Linked DNA regions of Homo sapiens: region 1 is linked to region 2. Evidence: chromatin loops called from intact Hi-C (ENCODE). Cell type or tissue: heart right ventricle. All regions are shown on one strand. Each heading gives the region's core, and the rest is flanking DNA. Links, peaks and the distances in the headings are about the cores only. Region 1 holds the start of CHRM2 (cholinergic receptor muscarinic 2). Region 2 has its middle 57 kb from the start of MTPN.

Evidence for each region. Hi-C counts contacts between places; a loop is a spot of excess contacts. Peaks named below come from ENCODE experiments on the same cell type or tissue, not always from the same donor. Only the 100,000 strongest peaks of a DNase experiment are listed, where the experiment ranks them.
Region 1: it touches region 2 in a loop (6-fold over the local background); 4 of 110 quality-filtered maps call a loop at or near these places.

The regions. Positions count from the first base shown.
Region 1 is chr7:136,858,201-136,874,898 of GRCh38, forward strand. It overlaps CHRM2 (cholinergic receptor muscarinic 2), which reads left to right and starts at 10,452. Exons shown (of 4, transcript NM_001006630.2): 1 at 10,452-10,792; 2 at 11,061-11,218. RefSeq lists an enhancer at 11,131-11,893. In heart right ventricle, for the core only: no CTCF peak of the experiment used is centred there; DNase peaks (open chromatin) are centred at 10,521, 12,254 and 13,084; H3K4me3 peaks cover 3,966 bases; H3K27ac peaks cover 3,907 bases; H3K27me3 peaks cover 3,421 bases.
Region 2 is chr7:136,026,086-136,042,783 of GRCh38, forward strand. It overlaps a transcript of LOC105375523 not described here. Among named protein-coding and RNA genes, the nearest start is that of MTPN, 57 kb to the left of the region's middle. In heart right ventricle, for the core only: no CTCF peak of the experiment used is centred there; a DNase peak (open chromatin) is centred at 7,896; H3K27ac peaks cover 4,279 bases.

The DNA of each region.
Region 1 (16,698 bases), core at 5,778-13,777, 830 kb after region 2:
TCCAGCTTTTAGAAGCTGCATGCATTATTTAGCTCATGGCTCCTTCAATCTGCAAAGCCAGCAATGGCCGGTCATATTATTCTCATATCCCCTCACTCTGATACAGAGTCTTCTGCCTTGGTCACCCACTTTTATCGTCACTTCTGATTACATTGGGCCTACCTGACTAAGACAAGATAATCTGTCTATCTTAAGGTTAGCTGATTTGCAGCCTTATGTCTATTTTTCATGTAAATTATTTTCTTGCCATATACAGTAACACATTCATAGTTTCTAAAGATTTAAATGTGGACATCTTGGGGAAGGGGACATTATTTGCCTATCAAACTCAGTAAATATAAACATTTCAGATTACAAAAGTTATCATAAAATTAATCAAAACCTGATGAACAAGTGGCTTATGTGTGTGTGTGTATATATATATGTATATACACACATATGTATAAAGATGTATATATATACACATATATATAAAGATATATATACACATATATAAAGATATATATAATAATAAATCTTGGGATATTAAACTATTTTTAAATAATCTTGGAATCAGGATGGATGCAATATCTTTTTATGGATAAATAAAGTGAGGCATGGATGGGTTAAATTACTTAGTCAAGGTCATATAATATAGAATAATTGACATGAGGATACAGGCACTTTCTACTTGACTTCACTATTGCATTCCATTTGGGAAGACAGGCCATATTGTAATACAATTAGAAAAATCTATCACGTGGTTAACTTTTTTTTAATTCATAAAGCTTGAGGTGATAAATTTACATTACCAGGGTAATCTGAAAATATTAAATAAGTTTATTGCTTGATGTTGGCCAAATGACATTCCTGTAAGTATGTGATGCAAGGGGTATTTTGATGCTCCAGGTGACCTAATTTAAGAAATTGTTTTCAGATGTGACCAGGTGCATATTCACCCAGTTCATTCCATTGTAATAGGGCAATACTGTGTAATGTGTACAAAGTACATTCTTTTTGTAAGAAGCTGAAGTTCACCATTTGCTGATCTCATTACGCAGAATTGCGCACTTAAATGAACAAATATTTCGGGAGTTATTTTTAAATGAGTCAAGATGGTCAATACGGAGGAAAAATATAAACATTTGTGATGATGGTATAGACTTAGGAAAAGGTGAACACAGACTTAAGATTTGCCCCTAAGTAACCATTCACCTTCAAATTTATGTGGTTTCAAATTGTATTTTGAAGTTTTATTTGTACTAGAGAGTAGCTTTTATTCTTCAGGGATAACTGAAAGCTAAACAAACACTCTGCATGTTTATACACAGTCACATAGAAATGCTTTAAAAATGCTGTCCCCCTTGCACTTCTGTGCTTTGTAAAACAGGCACAGACAGTGCTATTTATATTTGTAATAAAGCATTTAGATTAATTTTTATGGTTTGCCACAGATTCATTTTGAGAGGCACTGTGACACGCCGGTTTTGGGTATTAGACTCTGACCTTTATCCTTAGCAACTAGACTGCTATACATTTCGATTCCCTCCACTCCATCACAACACCCCCAGACTATTTCGAGTAAATTCTTTTTGTGTGTGCCATCAGGTTTCTAAAGAGGCTCACAGAGAGAACTGTCACCACACAAGGGAGAAAGCAAGCAAAAAGAAAGAAATAGAAGCCTTGTCAGAACTATTTTTGTTTTCAATACTTAGTTTCCTTAAAAGCTAAATAGAACAGGTTTATAAGCTGCATATGAGGAGCTGAGAACTTTCAGCTTAGTATGAGAGCCATGCTGTAGTTTCTGGTAGTTTAGTGAAGGAGTTACAAAACAGCAGTGTCTCATTTCCTTTTCCTGACAGCTCTTATCTTGGTTTCCCATGCTTCCATCGATGTACTTTGGGGTGAGCATAGGAATCTCATTCTTAGTCTTTTTTTTTTTTTTTTTTTTTTTTTTAGATCATGAGTGTTGACTCCATTAGGACTTCTAATTTCACTAAGTGATGCAATCATTTTTAAAATTTACTTTTATTTTACCATCTTTATTAGTCTTTTAATCCAATGCTTTATGCTTAGTTCCTAAATTACTTGCAGGAAAGATAGATCAAGATTAGAAACAAAAATAGCAATCGGAAATTCTGTACAGAAGAGAGAATACAATAAGAAAATTTACCTTGGGAGGCCATGGTGGGTGGTCACCTGAGGTCAGGAGTTCAAGACCAGCCTGGCCAAAGTGGTGAAACTCCGTCTCTACTAAAAATACAAAAATTAGCCAGGTGTGGTGGCAGGCACCTGTAATTCCAGCTACTCGGGAGGCTGAGGCAGGAGAGTCATTTGAACCCAAGAGGCAGAGGTTGCAGTGAGCCGAGATCACGGCATTGCACTCCAGCCTGGGCGAAAAAGCAAGAGTCTGTCTCAAAAAAAAAAAAAAAAAAAAAAATTTTACCAACTAACTCTCACTTTCCAGGAAAGTTATCATCACTAAGCAGTCATAGTACAAAATGCTTTTAATGTTATGGGGTTATTTTTAATTATGTATAAACATTGTATTTACGTTAATATGTATATTAGTATTCTGGCCAAAAATAATAAGCCCAATGACAAAGACAACTCATAATTTAAGTTTGAAAAAATCTTCCATGAGAATCATCATCATATTCATCTAGTGATATACTAAGAAATGTTCCCTATAACTGTTATAACAAGTTGTAAGCAAGTAACCACATCAAACTAGAGTTGAAATTGAATATACTTAAAACTGACTCAGCCATCGGGGGAAAGGTCCACTATGCTTGCACGCCTGCTGCATTGGCCACACCCCAATTTATAAGAAGTATTATCAGGTTTAAAAACAATGGGATCACAGTGCAGATCAGAATTATTATTTTTTTAATTTAAGAAGGAGGAGTCTAGGTCTAAACTTACACAGAAACACTAGTACATAGAGTTGAGGTCAAGATTATTTGGTAAATCTCCAGCTGGTAGTTGGGATGCATAAGAACATAGTAGCAATTGAGCCAAAAAGAATATTTAAAGACAAAAAGGCTTAGAATGAGAAAATGGTTCTGAATTAGGTGGTCAAGAAGAAAAATCAGAGTTTCTTCTATAAATGCACAGAATTATAGGGAGTCAGTCTATCTCATCTCGTTATCGGAACACAGTCATGGTCTTGAGCTTGAGAAGCTAGTTTTTATAGTTACAGATACCACTGCTCTTGGCTTTGGAAGCCGGAATTAAGCAACTGCTGGAGCTCTGCACTTGACTTCAGGCAGAACAGGAATCTTTGCTTTAGAGTAGAATTTTCATCTTTCTTCATTGAAAGTTGTATAAAGACAAGGGGTACCTTGATATGATATTTCATACCAGGAGCTGATGAGAGAATCTACTTAGAACAATATAAGGCAATATGTATCTGGAGATAAGGAAAGTTTTAGGCAAGAGTTAATCTTGTTCCCTCAAATGACACCAGAAAATAATATAGGTATATCCTTACCCCACAGATGAAGGAATCACTGGTGTTTCCTTTTCTTTATTTGATAGATGATCCCATCTATCCAAAGTTTTGGCCCTAAAAGCAATTCTATCATTTATACCTTACCATTTGTCCATCTTCTTCACCGCTCCTAGTATTGCACAGGTGACCCTAATTTAGAGATAATAGCACAGAGGCTTTCTATGCAGCACAGCTCTTCTTAGAAACTGGGTGGCTTATTTTTCCACTTTCACCTTGAAAGTTTGCATCCCTGCCCATTTCCCATTCTCTCACTTATCACTATGGACCAGCTCTGGGGCATGCTGCAAAGAAACCCGAGAGAACATTCCCAGAGATAAGCCTACTGTTATTCTGCAAGCTGAAGGTATATACTACAGCTCAAAACGGGTTTTTATTCCTTTCAGTCAATGCTGTGAACAGCAACTGCATTCCAGTTCTTAGTTACATTATCCCTATCCCAATGCCATTATGTAATTAGAATAAGCTGTAACAGCCACAGCCAAGAGTTTTCTTCTCAAGAAATTACAGAAGTGACCATGTGCCAGAGACACACATTGCTAAGTAAGTTTGCAGTCAGCTTAATTGCTTCCAAAACACAAAAGTAAAAAGAAAAAATAAATAAATAAATAGCTACAGAGAAACTAGGCGATTGGAAGTACATCCTAGAACATAGCACTCTGGACAAAGAGTGTGTGGGAGTGTTATTGCCCTTCTTAGGCTTCTCCATTAATTAACTTCAGAAATGAGACATAATATTCAATAATTTTTGGATACTTTTTCCCACTCTGGATATTATAAAGCATGGGCCCAAGGTTTTGCTAGTTGGTCATTAATAGATGTCTTCAGTTTTAGCAGTAATTTCCTGGTGATTGCCTTAAATATTGTATGTATTGCTTCATCATCCAGAGTATTTTACCCACAGATTTAACTTAGCATAGCTTCCAAATTCTAGGTAGAGTGTAACTCAGCTATAATCTACCTCTGGAATTAGTTCCCTAATGAAGAGTCAAGGCTCTTTACTGAATCCCCCATGGGTTATGACAGCACAGATTTTATTGGAGGTGCCTAATAATAATAATATATATATATTTTTGTTTGTTCTCTCCAACTTAGCTTCCAGAGGGCAGGAAAGCTTCCTTGTTTTTGCAGACTTAATCCTAATATCTAAGAGAATATTGAATGATATATAAATATTTGCTGGACAAATCCTGATGCTTCAAGTCTGGTCTGTGGTGGGCTGCTGAGAAACATAATTCTCAGAGATGCAATCTGGCATTCTCACGAGGACCCACTGAAACTTACAATATAGTAGAAGGAAAGCAAAGCACAGGCATTTTGTTTATGTGAGACTTGCTTAAGAAAGAAATTTGTCCAGGATTTGCTATCAAGTGAGAGAAACTGTCTACTCCATATTCTGGCATAATAAAAGGGGAGTACCTTGTGCCACCTCTGGACCTCTCAAGGTAGATTTAGAGTGCTTGTTATTGAAGACATTCAATGATTGCAAATAATACATGCTTATTGGGCATGCTTTCAAAACCAATTCAATTTCTAGAAAAACACTTGCCAATAAAAGCCTTGTAGGAATGGAACACACACAATAACTATGCCTAGGGCCTTGCCTCATTCCTTTCTGCAGGGATTTATGAAATATTGCCCATGAGATTTTGTAAATGAGGTCCTTAAGCCTAACACGCCATCACTTTGCTGGTTAAATAATGAAAAGACAGGATTTGTCTTAGGCACAGTAAATCACGGAATGGTTTAGAGTATGCTGCCTTGGACACACTGCTAGGGGAGTGTGTTTTTAAAGTGAAAAGATCTATATGAAGTGATATTACAGTATCAGACACACTCAGTTAAGTCTTACTTAGCAACGTGCAGCTTTTGCATCACAATTATTCCAGTCACTCTCAAGAAATAGAGGTAGGTCAAATTTAATCAGGAAGTGGTCCAATGTTGTGATGGCACCCAGGATTTATTTCTTTAGAATGTGTTAGCATTTCTAGCTTTTCCCTTTAGTTGGCTTAAGAAATTGGTATGTTGTATGATCTGAGCAATTATGTGAATTCCCATGAGTAAGCACAGGTTTCTCTACAGACTCAAAAGATTTTAAGTATTCCTAGATGACTCTTTCCTGCACAAAGATTACTGATTCAAATAATCTGAGACCTCATGCATATAGAAGAGTATCATAAGACTTTCACTTTGAATTTGCTAGAATCTTATCTTCATCTGAGATTCCAGCATTTAACTTTGCCTGTAAAAAGGGGAAATGTAGGCTGTTTGTGAAAATATACACTGAGGTAGTTGTTGAAACTTTCAAGTTCACCCTGTCTTAGAGGTTCGCTTCTGAAGCAGCGCTCAGCTTACCTCCTGGTAGGAGGAACACACATACACTAAATGCTTCTCTAAGGAGACAAGCATCCCATGTGACCTTTTCCTTCTGTATTCTTAACACTGATTTATCACCATTGCAGCTGTTTAGCATTTTGCAGGGTGGTGCACTTCCCCTCCCATCTCTGCTTTTTCTCCCTTCTTCATAGTCCCTGTCTGCAAAAGAGCCCTGTATTTTAAATATTTTATACTCAGCAGCAGTAAATGTTTTCAGGCATTGGGTAACACTATCGCTGCTATGAGAGAAAAGAGTTGAAAACATCTGTGATGCCAAACTTCGTGGAAAAGAAAAAAAATAACAAAGCATTGTTTGTCACACTGTCACTAAACATTATCCCTCAGAATCAGTCCTATTTGTATATGAAAACTTCAATTGCAGGGTCTGAAAAAGAAAAGCTCAGGATTTTCTAGAATAAAAACAGATCATCTTTTTAAGCTAAAGAATAGAAGCTTTTAAATTACTCTCTGGGAAGGTCTGTAGGAAAAAATAAATAATTCTAGGAAGAATAATGTGTGTATTATGAAACCATTATTAAGATTTCAAAACAGTAAGAGACAATTGAAGAACCCATTGTAAGTAGTGATTGTCATTTAGCGGAGATCTACTTTTAACCCAGGATTGTTATATTTCAAACTGAGGTCAAGGAAAAGAAAGGTTTCTTTGGCATCCATCAGATAAATCAGCCCACCTTTTCCAAAGCTCCTGCTGATAAATACGGTGCTTCCCTGATTTAACTCTTAAACAGTCTGTGTGAGTAGAAGATGAAGGACAAGGCAAGATCTGCTCTTGGCTCATTTTCCCAATATAGGCAAAGCCCTCAACTTCATTTTCTTGGTTCCTTGAAAATAGAAAAAAAATTTTAAAAATGTTATGACTGCCATACCTGGTGGGAAATCACTGGAGTTGAACTTGTCACCCTCTTAATCCACTTATGATGATAGAGTGCTGATTTGTGCATCTAATTATTGAAGCCTAATTATTGCTGCAGTGAAATCAATGTGGCATGTTAAATATGCGCCACACTCCCAGGAATGAGACCTGTGCTTCCCCTTCTTCTCATGTTAGTGGTGACCTTATTTATAATCTTATTCAAACGAAAGCTTTGTCAAAGATTCAAAGTCACCCTTCACAGGCATTGAGAGCTCTTCAGTGTGTGTCTGAAGGTTATATGTAATGAAGTTTGGCTTAATAAGTAGAAATTACTAATTTATTAGAGTTCCTTGAGGTGGAAAAGAGGAATGTAGATTAAAAAAAAAATCTCATAGATGCATTTTACAAAGTATTTAAAAAGCAGTTTTGAAAATGTTCCACACCAGCCGGCACGGTGGCTCACGCCTGTAATCCCAGCACTTTCGGAGGCCGAGGCAGTCTGATCACTTGAGGTCAGGAATTCGAGACCAGCCTGGCCAACACGGTGAAACGCCGTATCTACAAAAAATACAAAAATAGCTGGGCGCAGTGGCAGGTGCCTGTAATCCCAGCTACTTGGGAGGCTGAGGCAGTAGAACTGCTTGAACCTGGGAGTCAGAGGTTGCAGTGAGCCCAAGATCATGCTACTGCACTCCAGCCTGGGCGACGGAGTGAGACTCCATCTCACGAAAAACAGACAAACGAAAATGTTCCACACCAAGAGTTACTAATCATATAAATGCTATATTCCTTGGGTGGGGAGTATTCTTTTTTTTTTCCTCAGAAAACGAACTGGCTTAAGAGATTAAAATAAAACACTCAGAATACACATGATCATTTCTTGTATGGAAACAGCAACTAGAAGAAGAAAAGAATTAAGTTCCCTGGGGTCAGAATGCTGATGGATTATGTTTATCTTGTTAATTATATGATGGTGATGAGCATTATGGTTTGCATTGTCAAGAATCACTCCTTAATACTCTGTTTCAGAGGTCACAGGTGTGACCCAAGAAACTGTATTTTTCAGTCTTGACCGACAATGTTATATTTATAGCAATTTGCTATGTGTCACATGCTCTTTTAAGAATTTCACATGAATTACTTCCATTATCCCTCCTACCAACCCCGACATGTATGCTATACCCATTTTATGGTTTAAGAAGCTGAGGCAAAGAAAAGTTAAACAACTTCCCTAAAATCACAGTGAATGGCAGAGTTACAAGTCTATATAAAGATGTGTTCTAAGTGATGACCTAGAAAAAGAAAATGGACATAATTGATGACCGTTGGCTAAAAATGATGCTTCCCTGTGCAACTCCTCTCCAAAAGGCCTTAAGTATACTGACTTCTATTAAACATAGCACTTCAGTCACACATAGACTCTGTTTTATTGAGGTTTAAGAAAAATATTCGTTTGCCTTCATTGGTTATTTATTTGGTTGCTCATTTTGGAATGTGCAGCTTTATTAGTAAAAGGGGGCTTAGTGTTCTTAATGATGTAAAGGAACAAAAAAGTAACAAATCACTGGGTTTTCCTGTCTATTGCTGGCCAGGGATCTATTTCTCCTCACTTTTTTGCTTTGATGGGTGTGTGTCTGTGTGTGTGTTCCAAAAGACTCAAGCAGCTTCATGGGTTTATGGAGGCTCAGTAGACAGAAATAATGGAGTAAAAAAGGAAAATGTGAATTCATTCTGAAAAGAGTGTCTAAGAGAGGAGAGATGACAAAATCAGATATTTAATGTAGTGGAACAAATGCTGGGAGAGGCTGAGAACAAGACTTAGCAGGGCTGTTTTGATTTTCTCACAGGTATCTTATAATCACCCAGTGATGGTGGGATGTAAGTATGGAGGTTGAAGGCAGAGACACAGTATTGTAATGCTGCATTTTAGGATGACTTCAATCAAGCAAAATCAACTTTGTGTCAAGTCCTGCTTGGTGATAGCTATGAGTTAACAAAAAGGGCAGAAACTTTCAGCTACAGCATTTCCATTTATCAATAAATTTACATTGCTATAAAATTAATCATTGGATTGTCAACTGTTACATAGATGTTTCAAATGAAGTGTCTTTTCTTGTCAATAGGAATAGAAGCTTATAAAAACACAGGGACAGTGGTTTTTGCTCTTGTGGATGGCCTTTAATACCTAGCAAAACCCTGGACGTCAAGAACTGAACTGAATTTAATTGACTATATTATATTATATCAATGTATCTTTAACTTGCTCTTTGTCTATCCCTGTGACCCAAAAAGTGATGTGTCCAATTCTGGGCTATTCAATTTAAGGTTTCCACTTCTTGCTCTTTATTTGATTGAAGTTGGATGAGAGAAAATAAAGCCTATGTAATATATAATATATTGATGTTATATTCACATACACATATGCTTTTACAAAAGCAAGTTTTGGCCTAAGCTACACTTTAGAATCCTATCATTGTACTTTTATCAAATGAGGTTAGTATCTAAAAATAATAGATACAATTATTGGCAGAAATTTCTCATTAAAATAAAGAAATAAACATCAAAGGCAGGTCTGAACACAGAAAGTTTGCATCCTAAATCTTTTTTCATGGAGATCACAAATTCCCTGAAGCATCAAACATATATATATTCTGGAGATATATATATATATATATATTTTTTTTTTTGAGAGAGATATATATATATATATTTTTGAGATATATATATATATTTTCTGGATATATATATATTTTCTGGATATATATATATTCTGGACATATATATATTCTGGATATATATATCCTGGACATATATATATATATTCTGGATATATATATCCTGGACATATATATATATATATATTCTGGATATATATATATATATTCTGGATATATATATCCTGGACATATATATATATATATATATATATATATATATATTCTGGATATATATATCCTGGACATATATATATATATATATTCTGGATATATATATATTCTGGATATATATATATATTCTGGATATATATATATATATTCTGGATATATATATATATATTCTGGATATATATATCTATATATTCTGGATATATATATCCTGGACATATATATATATATTCTAGATATATATATTCTGGATATACACATATTCTGAATATAGATATAGATACAGATATAGATATAGATATATTCTGTAGTCTACTGCCCATTAGCTGAAGAAAACATGGTCACTGGCTCATATTTAAAGTAAGAGAAAAAAATTACTTCTCCTTCGGATACATTTGTCAAAGCTCCAAAGAAATAAACAATCTGTGAATAGTTCAGCACAATTATATATTTACAAAGCATAGTGGATTTAGTCTAACATTTTCCCACCTGGAAAAACTGGGCTTAAGTATCTCCGACAAACAAAAAGCAATACTGCGTTCTTCCCAATATGCCATGTCACCTTTGTAGCACTCACACACTTGCAGGGAAGGGACTCGGGGTTGGGGGTGGTTCTGATGTAGAAATTGCAGATGGAGAGCTGGGCTCTGGGGATGGAAATGGAGAGAAGCGAAAAAGAGCCTGGAGAAACGGCTGTCATATTTGCTCAGAAGAACCGCCAAATCAGAGAGCACAGAAGATTTCATTGGAGGAGCGCCTTCAACAGCAACTAATCCTGTCATACTGAAAGAAAATTGTAAATGTTCTCTCCAGAAATTGTCCGCCCATTGCAGCTAATCGAACACACACGCACGAATACAGACACGCTCTCCTGCTGTACTAAAGGCGCCAGGGCGCAAAGACCTAGGGAGCGCGCGCGGGCACACACACACACACACACACACACACAGACACACACACACTCACACACTCCAGGCTGCGGGTTGGCCAGAGCCTGGAAATCGCAGATTTCACCAGGAAATCGCCGAGGTACCCGAATAGGTGTTGCCTCCCAAAACTAATTCCTACTTCCCCAAGCACTTTGGTGAAGAAATGAATCCAGCCCAGCTCGCCGAGGCATCCAGGTCTCCATTCTATTTTGGTCTCCAGGCTCTTCGTGAAAGCCAGGTTTGAAAGTCTTGTTTGCTTCTCCTTTAGTGGTTTGGCGTGGAGGGCGGGGGCAGCGTCAATTTAACTCCAGTCTAAACCACGAACAGGTCACAGACTAGCCAAGTGGCTGAGACGAGTGTGGGGTGCGTGACTCTGCCTGCGCGCGCGCCAGCCCCGCAGCTCTCGCCAGAGCCTTGGGGTCGGTTCTCTCCCGCCTCTCCCGCCTCTCCCGCCCCACCCCTACAGTGTCTCGGCATCAACTAATCTTTTCCTTTTCTTTTGCAAGATCAAGGGAGAAAGAGAACCGGCAGCTGGCCTCGGACTCTAAGCGGTGCGCAGCTCCAGCCCGAGCGGATCGGCCCTGAACCCACAAAGGACTCCTCGCTCCTTCAAGCCTCCACCACCTCGCAGCCGGGGAGGCAACTGGAGCGAAACCAGCGACAGGTAAGGGCCCCGCGCTGTGCAGCTCTCCGCTTACCCACTCCAAGGGCCCTGGCACCAGGGGGTCTCTCCCTTCATATCCCCCCAAGCCGGAGGCTCAGGGGTCGGGGCTTGGGGGAATTGGAGGGAGGTCCTCCCCACGTGCAGATTCTCAAACGGAAACTTTGGATCCTGGGGCTTGGAGGGTTGCGAGCAGTGATGGCGGGTCTGAAAGGAAGGGGCAAACGAGGCACAGCGCGAGGCGAGGTACCCCTACGATTCCGACGGTCACTGAGTCCAGCCGAATGTGGCGAAAGCAGCCTGGGAGCTGCGCTGTCCCGGCGTCGCTCCCTATTCCAGCCCCCCATTCCCTCTACTGTTGCTGACCCCCCTCCCGCCACCCACTCCAGATGCAGCCATGGACAAGACAAGGAGAGCTTCGTCCCTCCCGCCCCTCGGGTTCCTTCCTGCTGGGGTCTGACCGCGTCTTCTGTGCGTGTGGGATGGAGGCCCGGCTCGCTCGGGCTCCGAGCTGTCCCCCGGCTCCGCTTTCGGAGCAGCCCTTGGGCGCTGGAGAGGTTTCCCATTGCGGTCTCCAGGTCATGGCCAAGGAGGAGAAGCAATTAGAATGGGGGAAAGGGTCCCAAGACAAAGGAGAGGGAAGCATTCTGCAATCCCATCCTATTTGAGCCCCGCGCAGGAGCTGGACTGTCCGCCGTGGCTGGGGGACAAGGTCTCAGCCCGAAGCTCATGAGGTACCAGACAGTGCCTGGGCTTCGCCACCTAACTCACAATGGGTCCTGAACCGCCCGGGCAGTCCCCGGGGTCGTAGACTGGGGACCGCTGCACCCCTCCCCGCCCGCAATGTCCCTTGGAGTCCGCACCTGAGGTCCCAGGCAATCGCCGCTAACTTGTAGCTCTCGGACACGGACAGGTGCGGTCCATGCCTGGTGCCGGTAGACGCGCAGAAATTCCACCTGTGCGCGCTGCCCGGCGCCCCTGGGGCCCCTCACGGGGTAAGTAGAGACTCATCTGGGAGAGGTGAAAATTCCCCAGAATTATTGACACACACGGCGGCACACCCTTTGCCTCCGTCCGCCTCCAGCATCCGCATCCCTTTCTCTATCTTCCTGCCCATTGCCGTCCTCGAGGCTGCCCTGAGATACAGAATTGTCCCAGGCTGAGTCCACCGACCCGCCAGTCCCTGGCGATGATGCCAAGGCTCTTGCATGTACGGAAATACCAGCAGGGAGGTTCGCCAGGGGCAGAGAGGCTGGAGGAGAACAGAGAATTGGAGGTAAACGCGTAAAGCCAGCAGAACTGTCGGTGGACATTTCACCCAGGCCGCCCTCCCGCGTCTTTAAGTCAGTTCACCGCCACAGCACGTCTGTGACTGCGGCCACCCAGGGCTCCAAGTCTGCCAGCCCAGGCGCCGCGAGCCAAGAAGAGCGCGGCGCCTCCCACTCCTCAAGCTCCGGAATCCCCCACATCGACTTTCTATTTCCCTGTCTTCTTTTCTTTTTTGTTTGTTTTGCTTTTCCTGCTCTTTTCTTAGCGCTGGGTGGCAGTGGGTATGCGGCAGCCGTGTGATTTGCCCATCCCCTAGTACACGCAGCCAGCGACACAAGCACACAGCGACCAGTCCCCACGCTGTGCCACACACCCTCCAGCGGTCCGGCGCGCAGCCCCTGCTCCACAGCCCGGGACGCCTGCAGCCACCGCCAGGGTCATGGCCATGGCCCACGCAGGGCTCTGCGGGTGGAGAGGGGAAGTCAGCCTAGACTCCAGAGAGAAACCCTGGGGCAACCCGAAAGGCCTGAGGAAAACTGGAATTGGGGTTAGGCATGAGGGGAGGGAGTCTCTGGGGAAAACGGGCCGGGCTGTGCGGAGCCCTGAGGGCTCCTGCGGCTGCAGCGCTGCAGGCCGCCCGCGTCTCGCCCCGCCCCGCCGCTGGGCGTCCCCGCCAGGAGCCCACCCGCGGGCGGCAGCTTTTCTCCATGCTGCCCAGGGAAGTTCGATGCCTGGTGCTGGGATGCGCCAGCGCTTCTGTTCGCTTCTGGCAATCCTGGCGTCTCCCAATGAGAGGGCTCTCAAAATGAAGCTTTTAATAAACTCCAGAGTAAGGAACTCGGGATTGTGCGGCAAAGGCCGCGCATTGCACTTTGTGAGCAATCGGTAAATATGCGCAACCATATGATAGGAAATATATGCATTTTCATTGATAAGAAAAAAAGAGATGATGGTATTTTTAAACAGAAGCCACAAACAGGCATACCTGTGCCATTGTTGGGGAGCTAATAATAAAGGCACTGATGATCACAGGAGTAAGAACAATTGACTTGGCCAAGAGACAATTTTAAGCTGGGAACTGTATTCGGCTGCAGTTCAGAAAGTGGACTTTTGAGACTTGTCAAACGAATGGAAGAATTTTGTGCCAACAATGTCCCAGCTTTGCAGGCTTGGCAGCTGAGGACTCAGAAGTAACAAATTAATGCCAGGTGAATTATTATTGTTACTACTATTATCAAAATGTGTTCCAGTTGCAGCAATACAATGGATAAGCAACTTCCTATTGACTCTATTTGCTTTCCTGGGCTAGACAATAATGCCAATTAAAACTTAAAAAATTTAACCTGACCCTAAAAAGAGGTGAGAACTCCAGCCAAATCTGTTTACCATTTTAAAATAAAGCTCTGTGAATGAGGTGGGGTGGGAATGGGGGAAAGTTTTGGGACTCCAAATTCCCAGGGCTAGACTGTCTGAAAGATGCTTCATTTTCCTATAAAATAAAGAGGCATGTTTGTTTGTAGAAGGGTGCTTGAGGGTGCCTGGAGGCAAATTGGAGTGAGCAAATAGGTGGATTTGAATACTGTCATAGTTCCAGTAAAAGGGAACCCAAAGAGCATGTTTTCAGCTCTCAACTAACTTCAGAGTCAGATGTGGAAAGAACTAGCAGGTGAAATACTGGTAAAAGTCCCTTTGGAGTGAGTTCCCATGGTCCTTCAATTTTGGGAGGCTGAGACTGTTGTCTTCATGTTAAAAAACAAACAAACAAAAACACATATTGCTCTAAATTTGACCCTATCGCCTTCATTGCCCAGAAAGTCCAGATAGTCAAGCATCCAGATGTGTCTTTACTGGACAATTTTCCAATTCCAATTCCAGAGCAGCCATTCCCCAGGGCCAATAGGAATGGGTGGTTTCAGAGATCCAAAGAAAACAGTCCCAGACTGCTGGCAGGTAGGGAAGGCACAAAAAGCATGAATGACACTGTCTTCAATGGAAGTTAGGCTGGCTAATTAGGAGTCCTATGTCTCTCTGACCCACAACAATGAGTAAAGTTAAAACAAGTACAAAAGAGGGAGAAGAGAAGAAATTAGAACAAAAGGGAAATGAAGACGGAATGGGAGAGAGAAAAATGAGGACAAGAATCTGTAGGTATATCAATAATCGTGCTGGATTCAACCTCCATCACTGATGTCAGCCTTTGTTTAGAATATGCATGTGAGCGAACCCTTTCTATTATCTTCACAAGATCACCCAGACACCATTCTCAATCCTGTCTTAAACTTTTCCCACTTTACTCAATAGGACAGAGACTGACAGAAACATTTTGCCACACAGTTCTCTTGAAGAATTGGTTTTCTTTATTTAAACTTATATTTGACTTGCTTGAGATTTTATGACATGGACTCTCCGTGGCATAGTTCCCAAGAGACTCCTATGTATCGAAAGCCACCAATGTCCACCTTGTGACTACTAACAACTGGCTTTTGCTTCCTGTACCCACTCTGTCCACCTTTGGTTCATTGAGCAGGCATCAGGACTTCTCTCATTTAAGATAAATGGCATAAGTATACTGATTGCATATCCCACAGCTCACCTGGCCTATGTGGTGGAGGTGGTATGTGGGGAAAGAGATGCAAGTCACCTTTCCTTAGGCAGGTATTTTTGCTGTGTGTATTCTAAGTCCTTGGCATTATTCTAAGCATCTTCCCATATGATATTTTCTGTTTTGTCAGTTGCTTTAGCCTCACTGCTTAAAATACAGCCAGGCATACCTAAGAAACATATTAAATCTCTTTTGAATGAGTTAATACAGCAATCAATTTTCTCATTTTATCTTTGCAACAATCCTATGTAGTAGATGTTATTTTCTACAGGAAGAAATCAGCATTCAGAGGGGTCTGGTAATGACCCGAGATCATACAGCTAGTAAGTTGCAGCCCCTGGATTCAAACACAAGCTTGTTGGACTCCACTGTCTTAGTTCTTATAGTGTGTCAATCGGTTCGCTATAAATAGTTGTGGCACTTGTTTTCCCTGTGTTTGGGGAAAACAAAACCATGGCATTCAGAAGTTCAATGATGTTCTCCCCATCTGTTAATACAACTTTGCATGTTTTTGTTAGATCCTCCAAACCTTAAGCAAAGAAGAGGCAGTGCTGAGTAGGCTCTTAGTTGGCACGTGCTTGTCTTGTTTAGTCAGTGATTGCCTCTGGCAGAGGTAAACGAGGGCACCAAAATTTTGGCAGATGCCATTTTCACCTCTCAGCAATACTAAGACATTATTAAACAGAAGTTCTTTTGTCTGATGCATAGTAATAAAAGATAATTTTGATATCATTCAGCTGAGTTCATGATAGGAAGCAGATCAAGAGACTTTTTCAAGGTGACACAGCTAACCAAGAACTGCATAAGAACACACACATCCCAATCCCAGTCTAGTTGTCTCTCCATTTTTTCATGCTAAATGAGTTCTCTTTTTCTATAAGATTGTTGGCACTTAAGATTCTGAATTTCAATGGCCCCATTTACTTTTAATTAGTATTTATTATCCACATGTGCTTTGAAAAGTATAATGTTACTTTGTAAACTGCTATTAGCAAAGAATGAGGTAGGTTCCAGTTGGTTTGCCTCTTTCCACTCTTTATATATCTTTGTCTTACTTTATTTATTTCTCTTTTTTTTTCTTCACATGTTCTAGCTCCTTCTTTTATACTATGACCTAAATATACAATCATCTTAACTGGTGCTGTTACCATGGTAATGTTTCATGGTAGATAAGGGTACACACTAAAAACTCAGTTTTCTCATTTTCTTTCATTAGTAATGGAATTCCTTCTGTCTCTCTTTTTTTTCTCTGTCTTCCCCCATGCCCTCCCTCTCTCTCTGCCCCCCCTCTCTCCCCTCTTCCCTCCCAAATCCAAGCTTTCACTGAATGATGCCCTCTGGTGTTCAATAACTGGAAGCACATTGGATTGGATAGGACAAGGACATCCGTTTTAAAGCTTAGGGAGAATTTCAATTTCAAACAAAAATTCAACTGGACCTAAGCAAGAAGGACTTTGAATTAATATGTTTTTAAGCAAAGAGATTAGTAGAATACATTTGTTGTCTGGGCATGTCAAATGTTGTTTACTATGTATACAGTTATGGCAAAGGGGTGGGAAGGATATTTATACCCTTACAGGTTTAACATTGTTATGAAAATGTTCTTATGGAA
Region 2 (16,698 bases), core at 4,873-12,872:
AAAGAAGCTTAGAACCTACTTTTGATGGTCATATTGATATTGGCACAGAAAGTGGTGTGTAATGGTATGAATAAATGTAAACTTTTATAGGTTCTTAAAATATATAATTAATATAGTATTTGCTTTTTCTGGAAGATTGTCAGTAAATTGGTGCTTTTTTTCCTTTTCTTTCTTTCTTTTTTTCTTTTTACAATGGCTGATATATCAGAATCAAGGGGACATAATATAATCAAGATGACTGAAAGTGTCCTGTTGAATATAGCAATATCTTTTAGGTGTGTGTGCTCAGTGCACAGTGTCTTTCTGGCAGCCATTTTATGCAAAGTAGCTCCTCTGGCCTCGGTTGTTTAGACCAGGCATGCATCCCTGATTCAAGTTGGGCCAAAGTCTCCTCCTCAGGAATCTGGAATTGGGACAGAGAGAAAGAGTCTCTGAACCTGGGAGGGATGACAACGTACCATGTATATGGAGTATCAGAGAGCACTAGTATGGTGAGAAAGAAGAGTGCAGCAGGCTGCAGAGAGAAGCTGCCATGAGAGGTGCCTGGGAGGAACCCATGTTGTCGATGGCTTGCTATTTCTTGGTTCCAATCTGTCCCCAGACCAGGCTGTATTTTGGTCCTGAGGTCCCTTGCATTAAATTACCCTTGTGTTATTAAAATAAATTCTTTACATTTTTGCTTATGTTAGCTTGGCTTGTTTTTTATTTTTATTTTTATTCTCTATATCTGAGAGAGGCCTAACTGATACATTCACCTTGTCACAGACTAAGCCAAAATCATGGTATTGTTGTCTTTTGAGATTTCATAGCTGGTGACCCCAGGCCATGGGCAGCCTCAGCAAGACCCCAAATACCCTCCATTTCCCCCACGATGCCATAAAGTATGTTATCATTTTCTACATGACCTTGATGTGTAAAAGGTTGGAAAGCACTGGTTTAAGGTATGTTTTAAGTCAAATCAACATTGGGGATAATGACAAACTGATGTGCCTGAGCAAATGGACATTCTACGTGAGGCTTCTTAGAGTATCACAGTTAGAGCTAAAAGATATCTCAGAAATCTTGCTTTATTTTACAGGTGAGGATGCTGAGATGTAGAGAGACTGATTTGCTCAAGATAACAAAGAGTTTTATTGATTTGGGAACCCATGGAAGGGGGTCAGCTGTGAGATATCACATGATCAGACTGACTGCCTGACCAGACTGACTGCCATCCTGTTAAAGGTCAGCCCTTCCCTGTGTGCTCTGGATCCTATGCCAGCTCACCTTATTGAGAACTTTGTTTCTTTATGTTCTCTTCCTCCTGCTTTAGTCATCTTTTCCTTTCAATCAGATCATCTCAGCTGCACACAAACATTTTCTAGGCTCTCTGAGCAAACAAGCAAGGACTTGAACCAACTCCTTGACCTTTCGGGCTGGAGTATTTCTTTGCATTTTTTCCTGGTCAGACTTCAACCGTTGTCTGTGCAGCCATTATAGAAATTTCTTCTTCATTTTTCATCTCCTCCCTGAGCCATTATAGTTGGCTTCCACTGTGACCACCAATTTGCTGAAACCATTGTCAAAGTCAAGGTAGAAAGTGATTTTCATTTTGCTAAATCTAGTAGACATTTCTCTATTCTTATCTAACGTGATTGTTTTTAGCAGCATCTAATCCACTTGACCACTTCTTGAAGAATTCTCCTTTTTTAATGCTCCTCATGCCTCCGGCTTTCTCCTATTTCACCAGCACCCCCTGCTCAGACTCCCTTGCCTGCTTCCCCTGCTCAACTAATCCTCTAAATGATTGTTTTCTGGGGAGCTCTTACGGACCCTTTTCCCTTTTCTGATTTTTCTCCCTAGATGGATTTCATCTATTCTATGGATTCAAATACCAAACAAATTTGGTCCTAATGTTAAAGACTACCAAACATACCTTCTGCCCTGATCCCTCATCAGAACTCCATTCTTGCAGATCCAGCTGCCTACTTGACATTTCCACCTGAGTGTCTCACAGATATGGCAAAATTTATAAGTTCAAAATGCATTGTTAACACTTCCCACAAATCTCAATCTCAGCAAATGGCCTCACAATCCTCTTGGCTACTCCAAGAATCCCAGGAATGATATTTGATTCCTTCCTTTCTCTTCTTGCACAAGTCTCATCTATCAGAAGATTATGTTTGTTGTATTTCTTAAATATGCCCTAATCTCCCTTTTTTTGAACTCCATTGCTACCATTTATTCCAGATCAATATCTTTTAGTCTTCCCACACTAATTTATTCTTCTCATATTATTAAAGGTAATGTGCTTAAAACAGAAATTGTATGAGGTCACCCCCAGGCCTGCTTAAAACTCTCCAGGGACTTGCCATTGTACCTAGAACAAGGTCTGAGGTTTAAACCATCATCTCTAGGATTTGCATAATCTCATCCCTTCTTCAATCATATGTCTTAACTTTCTTTTCCCTAGTGGATGGACTTCATCCATTCTTCTTTTTCCTTTCTCAAAAATTCCATGCTCTGTCTTGTTTCATAGTCTTTGAACATGTTCTTTTCTCATCTGTAGAATCTTTTTCTCATTCTATGTATGTCTACAGCTCTTCTTAACAATCTTTGTCTTAGCTTAAGTAACACTTCTTTAGAAAGATCTTCCTTGACTATTCTAAACTTAAGAATCTTGTTTGTCTCCACAATAGCATTAAACATAACATATAACCATTTAAACCATTTTATTTATTTGAATTTTGCCTCCTTATCTTGTTCTCTTTCAAATTGCAAACTCCCTGATGTTAGGGATGTCTTTTCTACCTCTAGCACCTATTACAGTGCCTGGCTCAATTTGCTTTATAAAGGAATAAGACACATGAAGAAATTAGTTTATATAAAAGCAGTAGGTCAGCGATCTTTTCCTTTCTGTACTAGGCTATACTGTGATCATTTGAGTAGAATGGAAAGCAGTGATAAAATTTTCTTGAAGGAAATAGTTGGGTATATCTGGCTCCCTGAGTTTTGCAATTGCTAAACTTTTGTTTATTTTTCTCCCCGTGAATATGGATGGGAGGTAGAAGGTTAATTACTATGACATTTTTTTTCTAATATATCTCAAACCTAGGTGTTAAAACAAGCATGTGTTGGCTTTTAGTCATTGTTTGTTTCAGAGGGCACATTACTATTTTGTGCCTCTGGGTATAAGGCATTTCTCTTCTTTCTGAGTTCTCTGTTTTTAATTATTATTATTCTTTGGTTTTACAAAGTGTGATATTCACCCCATGTATAATGCTCTTTCTGGACACTTTAATTCATGGAAGAACATTTTCTCCAATGATTTTTAGGGAAAAACAGTAGTTATGCTAAGATTATCTAACAGCAGGGGTTCCTAATTTTATCTTAAGTCATAGATTCCCTTGAGTGTCTAGTCCAAGCTATGTAATAATTGCATTGAAAAATGCATCTACACACACAAACATGTTTTGGGTACATGTTAATGAACTGGCTAAAGCCCATTCATGAGCCCTACACACTTAAGAACCATTATTCTGCAATGCTCATACACACCTTGGGGAATTCCCTTATTCTCCACCCATGAATTTGACAAACCAAACATTTTTGATGGAGGGGGCACATTTAGGTCCAGAGCATGAGAATTCAGTTCCCCTTACCCCTCAAAATAAGAGCTGAAGGTCTTCCTCCACCCTGAGATTGTCTAGTCTTAATAGTTATGTTATATAATACCTTCCATCATTGAAGTGCTCTCTTTTTTTTTGGTGATAACCAAATATTTTTGTATGAGGTATTTGGTTATCACCAAAAAATGTTTATTTCTTCAAAGAACTCATGATACCATTAGGAAGGTAAGACAGATGGAAACAGTTTATTAATCTACACACTGAATTCCTTGCTCTAGATGACATCAAAATAAGTAAGACCTATTTTTGTACTTAAAACACATATGATCTGCTTAGAGGGATGTTGGAAATAGACAAATGGCATTGACACAAAGGTAAATAAAATAAGGGTTGGAAGAGTCATTTGAAACTGGTGAGACAGGTAGGTTTGATGATAAAGGGAGAGGGTGAGGGTGGCAGATTGGACCTCTATGCCTGCTCTCTGTTAAGTTTCCCAGGAGCTCCATGGGGGCCTAGGCTAGCAGCAGACAGAATGTCTGTATTTGTAGCACTGCCAAAATCGAAAGACCTATGAGATCCTTGAATACAGGGTTTGAGCCTTACTCGTGTTTAAAAAGTTTCTTTAGGGTATGGCTCAGTATTTGCCAAACAGGAGCTGCTAATAAATGTTGGTTGCATAGAGTTTGAAACAAAACAAACAAAACAAAACAAAATAGCACCCCTTGCCAAAATGACAACAACAACCAACAAAGAAACATAAAAGCCTATTGACACACACTGTAGTCATAAATGCTAACCAAGGAGTTACTTAGGTCTTGGCCACTAGGATTTGACTGCCTAATACAGACACGCTGTGGTACACATGGGAAATGCTTTGTACATACCGTGGTCCTCCTTAGTGAGCCTACTATGTCTTTGTGGAGAAATAATCCAATTCATTTCAGAAAACAGTGTAAAGAGGAGAATCTCTAATTGGTTATTTCTGTGTATGACTTTTTGTTTTGTTTAATTTCCTATTTGGTACATGACAATTTGGCTGATAATCATCTGAAAAATGTTGAGTTGCTTGTGAGCTGTTATAAATTACTTCTTTATACACAGCCCATCTTTTATTATAATATAGAGATATAATACTTAGATATAGCTGCTTTTATTTGTTCTTTGCCATAACATTTGCTAGTAATTTTTTTTCATTATTGGCAATGCTTACATAATGACATACTAATACCTACAGGAATGAATCACAGTTCATCTCGCAGATTTATGGCATGCCTACAGAAAAAGTACCTTATGATGCAAACCTGAAAGTTTAAATAATCTCCTGAAAGTTCCACAATCAGGTAAGCAAGCAAATGTGGTTTAGAGGTCAAAAGAAAAAATGAATCAGTTTAAACTCTTTTCTTCTTTATATCAATAATGAAACAAGAAGGATTGGGAAATGCTGTTAGCAAGCAGATAAATCATTTCTTCATAGCACAGTCGAAATAGAAAGCTTCCACTTGTGGGAGGGTTCATGTATACCTTTTGCACGTAAGCTCTCTCTTCTTCCTACACTTGGGCTAGCAACAAGAGTGCGGTTCTGCAGATCTGCTTGGATTCTAGGCAGAGTTTTTCAAAGCATCCCCTTTGCTTTTCAGCCACTTACATTTGTCATGGTCCTTGGTTGTGTTGGCCAGTTTTCTCCCATTCATAGCTATCCTTAGAGTTCAGTAAGACCTTAGCAAGTATTTTGGTAGGAGGAGGGAGACTATGTGGTTATGACTTTATTTTTCTTTTCTTCCTTTCTTTTTATCCCCCCGCATGCCTATTCTCCACCTTTCTGGTCCCTCTTTGTGTGTCTTTATCCTTGTTTCTCTCTTTCTGTCTTCTACCTGGCTCTCTGTATCTGTGCCCATGTCTCTGTCTCTTTTCTTCTTTTACTTGCCTCTCACTCCTCACATATTTATTATGCATTACCATATGCCAGGCACTGAGTTAGGGGTTGGGGATGATAAAGATGATATAAAAGATGGTTATGCTTTCCAGAGTTCCCAGTGTAATGGTGCAGGTGTTGAGAGGAGGGAAAGACGTGAAAAAAGTGAGGGCCTGTAATCCCAGCACTTTGGGAGGCTAAGGCAGAAGGATCACTTGAGCCCAGGAGTTTGAGACCAGCTTAGGCAACATAGGGAGACCCCATCTCTACCAAAACCAAAACCAAAACCAAAACAGAAACCAGAAAAAAAAATTAGCTGGATGTGGCGGCATGCACCTGTGGTCCCAGCTACTAGGGAGGCTGAGGTGGAAGGACCGCTTGAACCCAGGAGGTTGAGGCTGCTGAGCCGTGATTGTGCCACTGCACTCCAGCCTGAATGACAGAGCAGGACTCTCTCTCTCTCTGTCTCTCTCTCTCTCTCACACACACACACACACACACACACACACACACACACTAATAGAGTTATAAATGAGATGCTATAGTAAGACAAAGAAGTATTTAACTCTGAAAAGATCAGGGTGAGTTAAAATCTGAAATAAGTCCTGAAGGATAAGCAGGCATTTTCCACATGAACAATCGTGGCCCCAACAGAGGCCATTCCATGGGTGGTGGTGTGTACGAAGGTCTGGAGGCGAGAAAATGCAAACATTATGGAAATGGCAAACAGAGCACCTATATTTAGTCCACTCACAACCAAAAATAAAGGGTAGATCACAGAGCAATAGTGTCTACAAATGGAATAGTAATTTTTACCTACGTACCTACATAAGTCCTGTGCAACTGGCGCATTTTTGGTTTGTTTTTGTTTTTCTACCAATAATCACCCTCAAATGCATGTAATGTAGCTGTGTTAGGAGGTGATTCTCCTCCACGGTCTGAATTATTGGCATTAGGCTGAGAGGATCCCCTTTATTCCTCTAACCAAAAAGATTTATGCTGAGTCTTTCCTAAACCGAAAGTATAATAGAAGCCAAATGTTGGGGACTTGAGGGCAACCTATACACTACTCCACTTTCTTTCCACCTAGTTCTGAACCAATTATGAGAGAGATAATGAGTAAGGCAGATGAAATTCCAAATAGCCCCTTTATTAGTAATAAAGGCTAGTTTGGAGAATGTGGGTCAGGCATATGGCAATAATAATTTCCTGGCTCCTTTCTCCAATTTGGGGAGACTCACCTACCTAGGTAGGGCTAGAAAACCATGGACATCTCTGCAATCCTGATGAAACAGAGCATCAGACCAGAGGTGTCTGCCAGCAAGCAGAGAAATGGGAAAATAAGGCTGAAGAATGCCTGCTTTGTTTCTTTTCCAAACTCACTCATCATATAGATCATTCCACTTACCATGGAATAAAATAAGTGAGTGCGTGGGGAGAGGTCATGTGTGTTATATTGATGATGTCCCATGGAAACTTGAAGAGAGGTAAAAGAAGGTTCCCATCACCAACTCCTTGACTAATATGTATCACCCCTTTTCCCCATTGCAGGAGGTTGACATTTGGGTGAGAGTGTGTGAGAAATGTCTTTTCAATAAAAATGTGAGCATTTTAATTCGAATCCCTGGCATGAACTAGTAGGACAAGCAGAGATACCTTTTGTAAACACAGTTTGTAGCTGAGCTCTTTCTTAAAGTAGAGGCATAGCAAGTTGACCTCTGAAGAACCTTCTGGATGTGTGGCTCTGGAGTACTCTATTAAAATGAGTAGATTGAGAAACACTAATGTTATAGTTCAGAAAGCAGGAGAGACCCAGGCCTTTAGAAGCTATCTAGAATTGAGCAGGAGATTGGAGATGTGCGGCAGTCTGACCTTTTGAGTAGGCTTTAAATTTGAAAAGCAGGCTGTCAGATTGTTACTGAAACTTTGTTTAGTACATAGTGTTCCGGTAACATTTAACTGCACTTTATCAAGCTCACTCGTCTCATCTCCAGCTCCCAGGGACTCTTTGCTTTCCCTCTGATGTAGATTCTGCTGGGGTGCTGTGTTCTTTCAAGATAAGACAGCTGCTCTACTCTAGCTTAGAGATGACTGCATTTTAGTGTCCTTGATTTTCTTAAACAGTTGAAACAAGATTTACAATTTAATTAGCAAGGAGCTGTAATCTGTCAGAGTACCATGCCTTTAATAGCTGCAGAGGCATGCCTGTAGGGGCAAGGGGACTGTAGCTTTTCCAGTGAAGTCCTACTTAAGTCCAGAAAATTTACTGTGACCCGTCACATTGCTTTTCTGCTTCTATGGCTTTGTCTCCTTTTGTCCCTGCTGTTGCTGTTGGATGCTCCCCCAGTTTTTTCTCCTTGTTCCTTGGCTGCTCGCCCCGAGGTTACCCTGATTCCACTTTCCCTTAATGACAATACATCTTTAAAGTTGTAGAGCATACCAGTCATTTGGGGTGGGAGGTGAGGGGACGGTCTTCTTTAAAATGCAGATTCCTGGGCTGTACCTCCAAGATGCTGACTTGTTAGGTCTGTGATGTGGTCCAGGAATCTCACTTTGACCTAGCACCCCTAGAGATTCTGAGGCAAGGTCGTCCAACAACCTAACTTTGAAAAACCCTGCCAAGTACGATGCTCTAGTGTCCTGCTTATGCTCTCTTCAGTATGTGACCTTGGTCCACCTCTCATCTTAGTCCTCACTACTGTCATTTAGGTGCTAAAAACCGGAAGGGCCTTGGCTTCTGTAGCTTGAGAAGCTTGAGATAAGACATATTCTAGGCTGTATGTTGAGGAAGAGAATCAAATTGGTGAGGTGTTTTGAGATTAAAGGGACAGGCTGATGACACTGTTAGCATGCACTTTCCATAAAGCTGGAGGTCTCTGGTAGAGTTCAGCTCTGTTCAGTTTAATAGCCAGTTACCCCCAGTCTCTGTGCTTCATGCTGGTGGCCCAGCTCTCTAGGAGCATAGGGTTTTAAGCAGGTCCCTGTTAGAGCCCAGTTTTTCCTCCCCAAAAAGCCTATTAAGAAGTTGGTTGCCAGCTGGGCGCAGTGGCTCACGCCTGTAATCCCAGCACTTTGGGAAGCTGAGGCGGGCAGATCACCTGAGGTCAGGAGTTCGAGACCAACCTGACCAACATAGAGAAACCCCATCTCTACTAAAAATACAAAAATTAGCTGGGCATGGTGGCGCATGCCTGTAATCCCAGCTACCCGGGAGGCTGAGGCAGGAGAATCGCTTGAACCCGGGAGGCGGAGGTTGTGGTGAGCTGAGATTGCGCCATTGCACTCCAGCCTGGGCAACATGAGCGAAACTCCCTCTAAAAAAAAAAAAAAAAAAAGAAGAAGAAGAAGTTAGTTGCCTTCAATGTATGTGCTATTTGTAATGTGATTTCTTTTCTTCTTGTTTTTGTTTTGAGTAGTAGTTGGGAATGTGGTCTACATTTCTTTGTATTTATTTTTAAAATTCTTTCGAACTTTTAGTTTTAGCATGGACATGTGTGCAGGTTTGTTGCATGGGTAATTGCACGTTATGGAGGTTTGGTGTACAGATTATTTTGTTACCCAGGTAATGAGCATAGTACCTGATGGGTAGTTTCTCAGTCCTCTCCCTCCTCCCATTCTCCACCCTCAAGTTGGCCCCAGTGTCTAATCCCTTTTTTGTGTCCATGTGTACTCAATGTTTAGCTCCCACTTAGAAGTGAGAACATTATATTTGGTTTTCTGTTCTTGCGTTAATTTGCTTAGGATAATGTCCTCCAACTCTATCCCTGTTGCTGCAGAGGACATGATTTTGTTCTTTTTTATGACCATGTAGTTATTCCATGTTGTAAGTGTACAACAGTTTCTTTATCTGATCCACCGCCGATGAGTACCTAGGTTGATTCCATGTCTTTGCTATTATGAATAGCACTGTGATGGACATATGTGTGCATGTGCAGACCTTACTTTGAGGCATCCTATGGACAATGTGCATCTCTTTAGGGATATTTGTCCAGGAATAAGGAACCCCTGAAACTTCAGCAGTTGGGGAGAATAATGAACAGTCACTCCAAGGGACCTTATTTACCTCTTGTTAGGATGTTAATCATGGGACTTCTGAATTTCTAGAACCATTTGTAATTTTATTTCCTTCCTTTATGAGAATTGTTTAATTTTTTTATTTTTAAACTATTCCTATACTACATAGTTCTTCTAGACTATTCTTTTACCTAATATCATCTATTCATTTTCATCATTTTAATACTCATAGTTTACTATTTTTTAAATTATCTTTTTGTTTATGATGTCTATTTATCCTGCTTCATTTTTTACCACTCTATCGTTCCTGTTCACTTTTTGAGTTTTAATTTTGTCTATATATTGTGATCATTTTGGAGCTATGACATTTTGCAAAGAGTGAAGTTGAATTTGTGGGGGATCCTTTGCATTTTTGTTTGGTATATGTATTAGTCCATGTTCACGCTGCTGATAAAGATACCCAAGACTGGGCAGTTTACAAAAGAAAGAGATTTAATAAACTTACAATTCCATGTGGCTGGGGAGGCTTCACAATCATGACGGAAGGTGAAGGGCATGTCTCACATGGTAGCAGACAAGAGAAGAGAGCTTGAGCAGGAAGACTCCCATTCTTTAAAACCATCAGATCTCGTGAGACTTAATCACCATCACAAAAACAGCACAATAAAGACCTGTCCCTATGATTCAATTACCTCCTACCGGGTCCCTTCTACAACACGTGGGAATTCAAGATGAGATTTGGGTGGGGATATAGTCAAACAATATCAGTAAAGGAAAATTACTTTCAAGTTAGGTTTGTTGCACTAGTTTTTATGACTTGCTTTGTCATCATCTCTGTTCCCTATTTATATTTTCTTTGTAAGCAGCATGTTTCACTCGAGTAGTTTGAAATCTAAACTGTTTACTCTCTGCCTCCTCAGGGAGGTTTTATGAGAAGTTAGCTCTGTTTAGGTGGTGTTGGCATGGTACCAGCATGTCAACTTTTCTTGGTACGGACTGGACTGCAAGGTGATGTGACTAGAAGGCCAGTAACTTAAAATTCCTGAAATTGTTGCTTTTATTTAAAAAAGAGTTGTTGTGCCTCAGTGAAAGGCAGTCTGTATGAAATATTAAAAATTATTATTGCTAGTTATTTACGGTAGGTGGAGAATGTTGGTTATCTTCCCAGCTGCCCTTTAGAAAAAGCTTTATAGTAAGCTTCATGGTATAACCTTTGTGTCATAGATTGAAATGACCTGGATTCATTTTTAAGATAGTTTCACTTAAAGTAGTGTGTGCCCTATCCAAAGACCTAAGAAAAATCAATTCCCATGCTACCCAAATGTTGATATCAATTTTCTCACTTGCTAAGATATGCTGGCTGTAGTTTAGTAAAAGGATCCTGTTTTCAAGCAAACAACAACAACAAACCCGAAGAATAAATAGTTGAAAGTTTCCTAAAATCTCTTACAAGCATTCCTCGCTAACTCTGAGAATCCTGAGGGCAAGTTCAGTATACTTAGAGGTTACTTGAGCCCTCAGCCCTGGCTGGGAATCCTGTCAGCTGTATCAGCTTCTGTGGTGCCATCAGCTGCTTTTGCTATTTACAGGTCTTTTGTCATCCATGAGTCACTTTTTAGTCCACGTCTGTTCTTCCTGGCTTGGTGAAGCCTCTAGACTGCCTTTATCTTCTATGTCTGAAATAAAATAGAAAACTGCATTTCAAAGATAAGTACTTATTTAATCACTATGTTAGTCTGTTCTTACATTGCTGTAAAGAAACACCTGAGGCTGGGCAATTTATAAAGAAAAGAGGTTTAATTAACTCATAGTTCTGCAGGCAGTACGGGAAACATGGCCCCAGCATCTGCTCATGGTGAGGCCTCAGGAAGCTTCCAATCATGGTGGGAGGCAAAGTGGGAGCAGGCAGTGTAACATGGTGAGAGTGGGAGTGCATGCATGAGAGGGGAGAGGTTCTACACTCTTTTTTTTTTTTTTTGAGACGGAGTCTCACTGTCACCCAGGCTGGAGTGCAGTGGCGCGATCTCGGCTCACTGCAAGCTCTGCCTGCCGGGTTCATGCCGTTCTCCTGCCTCAGCCTCCCGAGTAGCTGGGACTACAGGTGTCTGCCACCACGCCCGGCTAATTTTTTGTATTTTTAGTAGAGACGGGCTTTCACTGTCTACACTCTTAAACAGCCAGATCTCATGTGAACTCAGCAAAAGAAGTCACTCACTATCACAAGGATAGCACCAAGCAATTCAGGCAGCATCTGCCCCCATGACCCAACCACCTCCCACCAGGCCCCAGCTCCAACATTGGAGATTACATGTCATGTCTGCTTTTTTTTTTTTTTTTTTTGAGACAGAGTTGTTGCCCAGGCTAGAGTGCAGTGGCTCAATCTCAGCTCACTGCAACCTCCGCCTCCCCGGTTCAAGCGATTCTCCTGCCTCAGCCTCCGGAGTAGCTGGAATTACAGGCACCCGCCACCACTCCTGGCTCATTTTTGTATTTTTAGTGGAGACAGGGTTTCACCATGTTGGCCAGGCTGGTCTCAAACTCCTGACCTCAAATAATCTGCCCTCCTTGGCCTCCCAAAGTGCTGGGATTATAGGCCTGAGCCACTGTGCCTGGCCTGGAAATTACATTTCCACATGAGATTTGGAAAGCACAAACATCCAAACTATATCTATCACTTTGGATGAATCATGCCTTTACCCTTGCATGGGCTTTTGTGACTGAGAGTTTATGGACACGTGTGTCCTATTTTACCACTTAATATAGAACTGATTGTTTTAGTAGGTAGATTTTAAAGTAAAACTATCAATCACTGAGTAGATTTTCTTTGTCTATCAATTTTCTATCTAGTAATAGAAGCAGAGAGGATGTATGCATATATATATATGTATATATATATATGTGTATATATATATATATATATATATATATATCTCTTCATCTTAAGGAATTGACTCATGTGATTGTGGAGGGCCAGAAAGTCCAAAATCTGCCGGGCAGGCCAGCGGGCTGAAGAACCAGGAACAAGTTGATACTGCTGCTTAAGCCTGAAGGCAGTCTGCTGGCATAATTCCCTCTTTCTTGGGGGAGATCAGTTTTTTTCTCCTTAGGCCTTTGACTGATTGGATGAGGTTCACCCACATTATGGAGGATAATCTACTTTATTCAAAGTCTACTGATGTAAATGTCAACCTCATTTAAAAAATACCTCACAGAAACGTCTAGAATACTGTTGGGCCACATATTTGAGTACCTGAGTTGTTGCCAGTAAAAATGACAATAAAATGAACTATCGCATACCCCAACTTCATTTTGGAGAACTACTCTCCTTAGTCCATGTATATCAGGTGGAGCTGACCTCATTTTTCTGACTCCAAGGGTGAGAATGTGACATAGGCCCATCATAGCATCAAAGTATCCTGGCTAAAGAGATTGCTTCAAGGCTGGCCATATGACCAAACCCAGATCAATGAGAGCCAGTCCTGGGATTTTTGCCAGAACTACCAGGACTGAGCCATTGTATCATTCTTAGAGTTTGAAAGCTAAGGGCCTGGAAGTCTGGAGCTGCAGGAGGTCATCTTTGTTCCCATATGGGGTAAGTCTGCCGGAAAGTTAAGCCAATCCAGGGAAAAGAAAGCAGGAGATGGAGAGATGAGACATGGAGAACAAGAGACAATTTCTTGCGGATATTATATAAATGTTATTGAAAACCTGAATCTAGCTATCTTGATCCATGTTTTTAAAAGCTAAGTAAGCTAATACATTCTTCTTTCTGCTTAAACTAATTTGAGTTTCTATCACTTGCAACTGAAATAATTCTGATGAAGATGCAATATGCTGGATGTTCTAGGTAGTTCCCAGAGGCAGCCGCTTTCAATAACTTTAGCTGATTCTTTTGATGTTTTTCTCCATGTATCTAACAATATGCCATTACTGCTGTTTTGTGATTGATTTCAGTCAGTAGTTGCTGACTTCCTGTTATGGTGAGTGAGGATTCCTTCCTCCTTCTCCATTTTATAATTTTTTCTAAATGCTTCAACATATCTGTCAGCCACTCAGAAAAAAATGATGTAAACATTCAAAATCATCAGTTGCACTCTCTGCCACCCCTACACCCTTGTGCCATAGTAACCATTTGCTGCTCTGAGCTGGCCCTGCTGCCCTCCGGACTTGGTGCACAGCCGTTGTTCAGGGGTCACTTCCTTTCACTGATGACTTGCGTAGGAAAACATAGGAATGATGACCTGTGTGTTTTGGATTCCCAGTCTTCCTCTCTTGATTTTTCTCCCTCAATTTATTAAAGCATGTACTCCAGGAGTGTCCTTAGAAAGCACTCATGGGAAGTAATGTTTTTTAGTCCTTGCTTCCTCATGTGTGTTATTATTAGACTTCTACACAAGCACACCCTGTTTGTCTAGTGGAAGCATTCTAGGTTGAAAATAACTGTCTAGCAGAATTTTACAAGCATTGCTCCACTTTCTTCTATACCCAGTGTTGCTTTTGAGAAAAGTCAGATGCTACTCTGACAAATGCAATTATGACGTTCTCTTCATACCTATTATTCCCTAACTCCATGATTATGCAATTTGGAGGTTTAACAAAAAATGATTGTGGCAGGTGTTTGCTGGGCCTTTTAAGTATTGAGATCACGCCCTTAAATTTGCAAAATTGCTTCTAGTATCTATTATAATTTCTACTCATCTAGTTCTTTGTTCCTTTTTAGAACTCCAGCAGTCAGCTGTTGGTCCCCTGTATTTTCTCTCCCGTTTCCTAACTCTTTGCCTTTTGATTCTACTTTTTGGGAGATTTCTTTGACATTATTCTCCATTCCTTTTATTAAGTATTTCATCCTAGTTGTCATGGTTTTAAGTTCTAAGAGCTTCTGCTTGTTGTATGATTTTAAAAATATCAATTTTTATTTTACAAATGCATTATCTAAGCTCTCTGATATTAATTGCAATTTTTTTTGGTTTGTTTTGAGTGTTACCTAATTGTTTACCTTTCTTCTAAGATCCTTTTCTTTTTTGGCTATTGCTTTTGAATTCACCTTTTCATGTTGAAGTCTTTCTTTTCAAGCATTTATGATCTTGAGTTGTCTGTTCATATATGAGTGAAGCTCTAGATTGAAAGCTGATTGGAACATCTGTGTGTGTGTGGGGGGGCGGTGGGGTGGGGGTGAGTGGGGAGGTTGTTGATGGTGGGCTTTACTACAAAGCAGACCATCTGGCCTCTTCATCAAGAGACTCCCTCTCCCCCCACCAAATGTAAATATGCCAGTTGTCTTTCTGGGGTGCTAGGGTGGTTTGATTTTTCTTTTTCTCTTTTTTTCTTTTCTTTTTTTTTTTTTTTTTTTGAGATGGAGTCTTGCTCTGTTGCCCAGGCCAGAATGCAGTGGCACGATCTTGGCTCACTGCAACCTCTGCCTCTGGGGTTCAAGTGATTCTCCTGTCTCAGCCTCCTGAGTAGCTGGGATTACAGGCGTGCCCCACCACGCCTGGCTAATTTTTGTATTTTTAGTAGAAATGGGGTTTCGCCATGTTGGCCAGGCTGGTCTTGAACTCCTGGCCTCAAGTGATCTGCCTGCCTTGGCCTCCCAAAGTGTTGGGATTACAGGGGTGAGCCACAAAGCCTGGTAGGGGGCGGTTTAGTTTTTCAAGTTTAGATTCCCACTCTCCTGCCTCATGAGTGGTGCTGAAGGTGATGGAGGAGGTAGTATTTTCTACCTGCCATGTTCTAGGGGGTGGGAAGGAGGCTGATATTTTCATTTGTCATATGTATTCTTTGCTTAATTCCTCTGTGTTCAGTCTTGTGTCTCACTCCTGACCTGTTCTGTCCTTGGACCCACCCTTTGGGTTACCCAGTGCCATGAAATCTGGAGTCCCTGAGTTGCAGGGGGAAATGTCTCACTCGTCGCCATCCTCTTCTCCTTGAAGGCGCTCGGCATATGATTCCTCATACTCTGTTAAGACAGTGGCCCCTCCTTCCACTTTTCATTTTCTGAATATCTGTGTCTCCTACTCTATTCTCTTTATCTCTGAATAATCATAATCTTTTAAGTTCTTTTATGGTCATTTTAGTTGTCTAGGAATATAGAGAAGAAACAACAAAATTGTTATGTGATATTATACATGTAATCAATCTTCCACTTGAAAGCAGAGTTACCTGCAAGACTCTTGACATCCTTACTCTCTATTTTAAAGAAATGGCAACTGGAAATCTAAGATAGTGCATCATGGGTGTGGTTTGTGCAAGAAAGTCAATGCTGACCTCCAGTCAGCAGACTCATGCCCAAAGGGGGGCTTTGGCCTAATGTCACAAAATTCGTAATATATGTGCATGTATGTTTTGAATTAAAATGAGGAATGCATATATCTTTCAACTGACTTTTCTGACTAACCACCCAACTGCTAATTTGAATTTTGATAAATAAGAGGGTTTCTACTGACCTTTTAAGATTTTCATAGATTTCCCCTTGGTTAGAGTGATGGCAGTGACTCTGTCTGCCTTTTTTATCACTTTAACTTCGGTCCCTAGAACAGTGGCTGGCTCACATAAATGGATACTCTAGAAATGTTTGTTGAATAAAAGAATAACTTTTCAAAGCTTTACAACTACTCTTTATAGTAGTTTTATTAACCCCATCTTATAAATGAGAAAACAGAAGCTCAAAGAAATCAAGGGTTTATCACACAGATGACAGAGTGGGTAGAGGAAGTTGAATATAGATTGCATGTTAGATAATAGAATTTTTGTATCTTGTATTACTTTGTTAGGTATAATAATGATACTGTGGGAAAATATCTTTACTCTTAGGAGATCCATGCTGAAGTATTTTGAGATTAAGTACCATAATGTCTACACCTTTCTATGAAATGATTCTCTCTCTTTATCTCTCTCTCTCTTCCTCCCTCTCTCTTTCTATGTGTGTGTGTGTGTGTGTGTGTGTACAGAGAGAGATAAATTAAGGATGGTAAAATGTTAATTATTGAATATAGGTAGAAATATATGAGAGATCAGTGTATTCTTTCAACATTTCTGAATTTTGAAAATATTTACCACACAGAGTTGTAAAAGCAAAAATTAAACAAAAATAGAGAATTAGACTCAAGTTTGTTCAACTCCAAAATATCAAAAAGCAAATTAAAGGCAACTGCTCAGAAATGATCC